Regions from separate parts of the Homo sapiens genome. Here region 2 is linked to region 1. A link is an interaction called in ENCODE POLR2A ChIA-PET data of the cell type or tissue named here. Cell type or tissue: Caco-2. All regions are shown on one strand. Links, peaks and the distances in the headings refer to the core of each region. The heading gives the core; the rest is flanking DNA.

Region 1 (2,809 bases), core at 49-2,548:
TCCAATGCCACTCCCCTCAGGGTCTACCATTGCAAACCATGACCCTCCACACATTGCCCTGTCCCTACTCTTCATAGCACTCGTTGCTGTCAGAAAGTAGAATGGTGTGGTTCACCGTGCATCACCCTGCCTTGCTAGAACCCGGGCTCCGTGAGAGTAGGATCCAGGACCGCCTCTTTCCGTGCTGTGTCCCTGGCATCTCCTGAGGATGGTGCAGGCATTCCACAGCTGCTTGGTGACTCTGTCCGCTACACTGAGGCTCGGGTCAGGACGAGGGAGGGGCTGCTGCTTGTGATGGTGGCTCATCTCGCAGTGCTGGCTGCTGGGCAGCTCTGCAGCCACACTCACGTTCCAGCCAGCATCCTGGGCAGTGCATGGTGGTGTTTGTGCAGATCCTGCAAGGGAGACCTGGCTGCATCAGAGCAGCCAGCCCGTGGGCCCTGATGGTGCTGGGCACATATGTGACCTTTAATTCCAGAATCCTGCCCAAGACCCCTGTGGCCACAGACCCTCCGAAGGACACCTCATAGGAACAGTCCAGAGGCTGCAAAGCCCCAGGGGAAGCCTGGATTCTTGTTGGTTACATCAGGGCCCAGCTGTTGAGCCCCCACCCCCTGGGTGCTCTGTTCTTTCATCTGCTAGCTCAGAGGGTGGGATCAGCACCCCCAACCCCTGAGGCCTGCTTCTCTGTGGTTCCCCCAGCACCACAGAGGCCTGAGCCTGGAACTGTCCTTTTTCTTTGCAGTGACAAAATCCAAATGCCCCTCTTATGTGGGTATTACAGGAATCCTTCTACAGGAAACAAAGCACATTTTCAAAATTATCACCAAAGAAGACCGCCTGAAAGGTATGTAGGTGTTTCTGAGGGCATTGCTTGCGGGCTGTGGCTCCCAGCTACTGCGTTAGCCTTTTCCTCAAGGCTCCAAGAGTTTGATTTGACCCCTCAAGTCAGCGCAGATTGCAGATACTTGCTGAACCTGCATTAAAGCCTGCAGAGACCATCCCCTGCACCCGTGGCTCCCCCAAGAGGTGTGTGTCAGTGCAGCCTGCAACCCCGGCCAGAAATGGCCAAGGGGAAGGAAGACCTGCTCGGCTGTGCCTCAGGGGACCTGGGTCTGTTTAGGCCCCAGGAGAGGGCCTCCACCTGCCCCAAAGGCTGCTGCTCCCAGAGGAATGTAGCCAAACAGGCAGCAGGGTAGAAACAGGAGTGGCGCCTGTCCCTGGAGTTCTGAGCTGTGTCCTTGGCGATAACACTTGGGTTCCATCCGTGGCCAGCATTGCTCTAGCAGATACTTTGGGTCAGCCAGGATTTCTACACCCCGCCTTACCCACAAATCCAGAGATATCAAACCATAGTTAGAAGGTTTTGTTCCTTTAATTTTTCTTTTTTTTTTTTTTGGAGACAGTCTCACTCTTCCACCCAGGCTGGAGTGCAGTGGCACAATCTCGACTCACTGCAGCCTCCACTCCCGGATTCAAGGGATTCTTCTGCCTCAGCCTCCCAAGTAGCTGGGATTACAGGCACGCGCCACCACGCCCGGCTAATTTTTGTATTTTTAGTAGAGGCAGGGTTTCACCATGTTGGACAGGCTGGTCTCAAACTCCTGAACTCAAGTAATTCACCTGCCTCAGCCTCCTAAAGTGCTGGGATTATAGGTGTGAGCCACCGCGCCCAGCCTTCTTCCTTTAATTTTTGAGCTTGGTTTTTCTTGTTGCTTCCCTTATTTTCCTACATATCCTTCTACCTCACATTGTAAACCTCGGAAAGTGGTGTAATAGTTTCTCCACAGAGCATAAGGCCAGGAGCCCATCTGAAAGTTAATGTGGGAAAACCAGTTTCTGGCAGGTGTTCTGGGACTTTCTGGTTCTGGGAATTTGGTGTATAGCCTTTGACCCTGAAGATTAGGTGCCAAGCTACATTTAGCATGTGACTAGATTGACCTGTGGCAGAATAACCACAGGCAACCCTAATGCCCCTCCCCTTGTGGGTTTCCCGTTTCCTATTAGCTTATTTTTTTCATTCAATGTGTTCTGAATAATATTCTACCTAAAAGTAAAATATTAATAAATATTTTTCCTCATCTTTTTTTCTCCTGCCTTTTTTTTTTTTTTTTTCAGTTATCCCCAAGCTAAACTGCGTGTTCACTGTGGAAACCGATGGCTTTATTTCCTACATTTACGGGAGCAAATTCCAGCTTCGGTCAAGTGAACGGTCTGCGAAGAAGTTCAAAGCGAAGGGAACGATTGACCTGTGAATTCTTTGCCGTCTAAGGCAGTTGTTTATGACAGCTGAAAACTGGACACTCCCTAAATGTCCACCTTTCAGTGAAGAGATAGTTAAGCCAATTCCATTTATAGACCACCTCCAGCCAGTGACGCTCCGAGTTGAGGATGTTGAACAACATGGGAAGGTCGCAGCGTACTAAGTGAAGAAGTCAGAGGACAGAGGAATTTCTCTTTCTAGGAGATTTTCATTTTGTGTGACTCCCATGGGGAGGAACAGACTGGCAGGAAGCACACCGGGGTTAACACTGGTTGACTTGAATAGGATTATTCGATTTTTAAAAATACTTTTCCATGTTTTCTGAGTGCTCTATGATAAATCAGTTGCATCTGTGATAATACAGTACATATGTGGACATAAACAGGGATCAAATAAAGGAGGTATTGCTGCAGTCCAGCCAGGTTGAAAGGGAAGGGGGGTCCCCAAAGGTCCATTGGATGGCAGGTGTCTACAGAGGCTCGCCTTTGGGTGGAACTCTGACCCACCTAAGGTTTACTTTGCTATTTCAGGAAGGTTGAAGAGGAT
Region 2 (2,809 bases), core at 21-2,520, 430 kb after region 1:
TGGTCCTGCAAGAGGCCACTGCTAACAACTCTATGCCTTTAGCCTTCCCTGGGTTTCTGGAGGAAAGCTGCCTTCTGCCCTGGACCCAGCTCCATCCTGCTCCGGAAGTGGCCCTAGGGTCCAGCTGTGCTGGGCAGTGAGACCTGCCAGTCACCATTTGTCCAAAACGTCTCACTGAGAATTGGCTTCCCACTTGAGAAAATCTTGAGGTCTAGGCCAGGCGCGGTGGCTCATGCCTGTAATCCCAGCACTTTGGGAGGCCGAGGTGTTTGGGTTACTTGAGGTCAGGAGTTCAAGACCAGCCTGGCCAATATGGTGAAACCCCGTCTCTACTAAAAATACAAAAATTTAGCCGGGTGTGGTGGCGGGTGCCTGTAATCCCAGCTACTAGGGAGGCTGAGGCAGGAGAATTGCTTGAGCCTGGGAGGCAGAGTTTGTAGTGAGCTGAGATCGGGCCACTGCACTCCAGCCTGGGTGACAGAGTGAGACTCTGTCTCAAAAAACAAAACAAAACAAAAAAAGGAAATCTTGAGGTCCAGTTTCTTGAAAACATCTCAAAGGTACTAAACATAAGTGCTCAGTCACCCTGTTAGATGTGGGCTTATGGAGTGATTCATAAAAATGAAATATGGACTATGTTTTTGATATAGATACTGTAAAATGTAATTGGCTACATGAATCCATCAGGCTGGGTTCATCTGTAGTTTAGGTTTACTTTAAATTGCTTAATAATCTTTTTAAAAGTATTTATAAGCCAGAACTATGAGACTAGCACCTGCCAGCCCAAACAGTATTATCAGGGAATCCCAGTTTTTTTTTTTTTCCCCCTGAATCGTTTAACAGCCTAAGTAGTAGAGTGTCTCTTGAAACGTAGCAGTCTGCTATACTTCAGGTGGGGACTTCCACACAATTTAGCAAAGAAAATAATTTTTAAAAATGTTCCTATTGCATACTACTCTGTGGCATAAATTATTTAAATGCAGTGCTTAGCCAAACTAATGTTACAGATTAGATGATGAACTGATAACGTCATATACAGTAAGTTAAAGACATGCAATGAAGTCGTTATTTACTTATGGACAACTACCCTTGCAAAACAAAGTCAGGAAAAGTGGGTGATGTTCAAATGAGGCCATTTGAACTGTAGCTTCAAAATAATCCCCTTTAATTTCATTCTCTGCATCTCTAAATTCTGGAGAAAGAAGGAATGTCTTCATCATCAGAAGGACCAGTCTCCTGTTTATAAAATGATAAAGAAAGTTGGGCAGCTCCTCCATCATAAGCTTGCTCTTCTGGTTTTTTTTTTTTTCCTTTAAATAATTGAACTGTTACAGGAAACATTGTTAAAATCTTAAGGTTAGGGCATGCTTTCATTTTTTTTTGTCTAAAGATTACTCTGCACCCTAGACAAAGGAAATATTTAAACTGTTAAATTTGAACAAAGATACAGTCTGCATATGACTTCTCTGAAGCCCTATAAAAATTCTTTAAAATTGCCTATTCACTCAAATTTACTGAGTGTAGCAAAAATGTCAAAGGCATAAAGTCAGAGAAGATTGAATAAAATAATGCAGAAAGACAGATTAGTCATGCACAGACCCACACAGCCTTTCAGAGCACACAATACCGCTCTTTATTACCGTTCTATCTTTACAAAGACTACGTTCAATACATAGAAGATGATACATGGCCAGCCATGTCATCTGCCTGTGATTCCAGAACTCATCTATCTGGGCCCTTTTCACAATGACATTGATGAGAGATCGCAGTGTTTTCAGAGCATTGTTTTATTTATCATATATAATGGCTGGTGAAAGAAATAGGAATTATGTCACCGATAGCACATAAAAGAGTTGCATAGAAGATTCTGTGACAAAGTTTGGTAAAACCCAGAACAAGGAAGCTCATGGAAATGTTCTTTTCTCTGTCTTCCCCCACTGCTGTGTCTTCTCCCCCTCCGTTCAAGTCCTCCAAAGATTTGCACGCTGATAACTGTTGAAAAATATCAAGAAAATGTTTCATCAAGCCAAACGTCGGGGACCCTGATCCTTTGTTAAAAAAAAAAAACTCTTTGGCGATTACATTTTTGTTTAAATGTGGAGCACATTTCAATGACGGTAGAGTTGCCGGCCGTTATTTACGCATCTGCTAAGGGAAAGGAGACTATTTGTCAGTCACAGTTTTGTATCTTGCAAATTTAATAAAGAGCCGCCCTTAAGATAGAATTTCTTAGGCTGCCACAATTGACAAAAGCCAGCTAATGTTGAAATGTCAACAGCAAACCTCATCAGCAGGCCTCACTGCCGTGCAATCAAGACAGCGCCATAGCTCCATATAAACAAATGTATATAATGTGCCTGTGTTGGGGGTGGGGGTAGGGAAACTGGGGATTTCAGTGCTGTGGGGACACACAGCACAGGCTTAAAACAGTCCCTTCGACAGCCTTTAAATGTTAAGGAATCAGTGCTGTGTATATTACCCAGAGAGTCTCAGGGAGCGTGGACTCAAATGTGACTGGCAGCTGCCTTACAAAAGGTTATCTTGCCTGTGCTCCTTGGGAGGACTGTCAATCCCATGCCCATGGGGGAATTTCTCTTCCTTCCTTCCTTCCTTTCTTTTCTTTCCTCCTTTCTTTTTCCTTCCTTCCTCCCTCCTTTCCTTCCTTCTTTCCTTCTTTCTTCCCTTCCTTCCCTTCCTTCCTTCCTTCCTCCTTTCTTCTTTCCTTCCCTTCCTCCCTCCCTCCTTCCCTCCCTCGATCCCTCCCTCCCTTTCTTTCTTTTTTGGAGACAGAGTCTCCTTATGTTGTTCA

Evidence for each region. Peaks named below come from ENCODE experiments on the same cell type or tissue, not always from the same donor. Only the 100,000 strongest peaks of a DNase experiment are listed, where the experiment ranks them.
Region 2: POLR2A ChIA-PET joins it to region 1 with 5 read pairs; 3 of 35 experiments call an interaction of 5 or more read pairs at or near these places.

The regions. Positions count from the first base shown.
Region 1 is chr19:29,613,126-29,615,934 of GRCh38, forward strand. It overlaps POP4 (POP4 ribonuclease P/MRP subunit), which reads left to right. Exons shown (of 7, transcript NM_006627.3): 6 at 746-847; 7 at 2,119-2,809. The coding sequence ends at 2,255. Among named protein-coding and RNA genes, the nearest start is that of POP4, 8.2 kb to the left of the region's middle. In Caco-2, for the core only: no CTCF peak of the experiment used is centred there; a DNase peak (open chromatin) is centred at 1,159.
Region 2 is chr19:30,047,804-30,050,612 of GRCh38, forward strand. No RefSeq gene overlaps it. Among named protein-coding and RNA genes, the nearest start is that of URI1, 110 kb to the left of the region's middle. In Caco-2, for the core only: no CTCF peak of the experiment used is centred there; no DNase peak of the experiment used is centred there.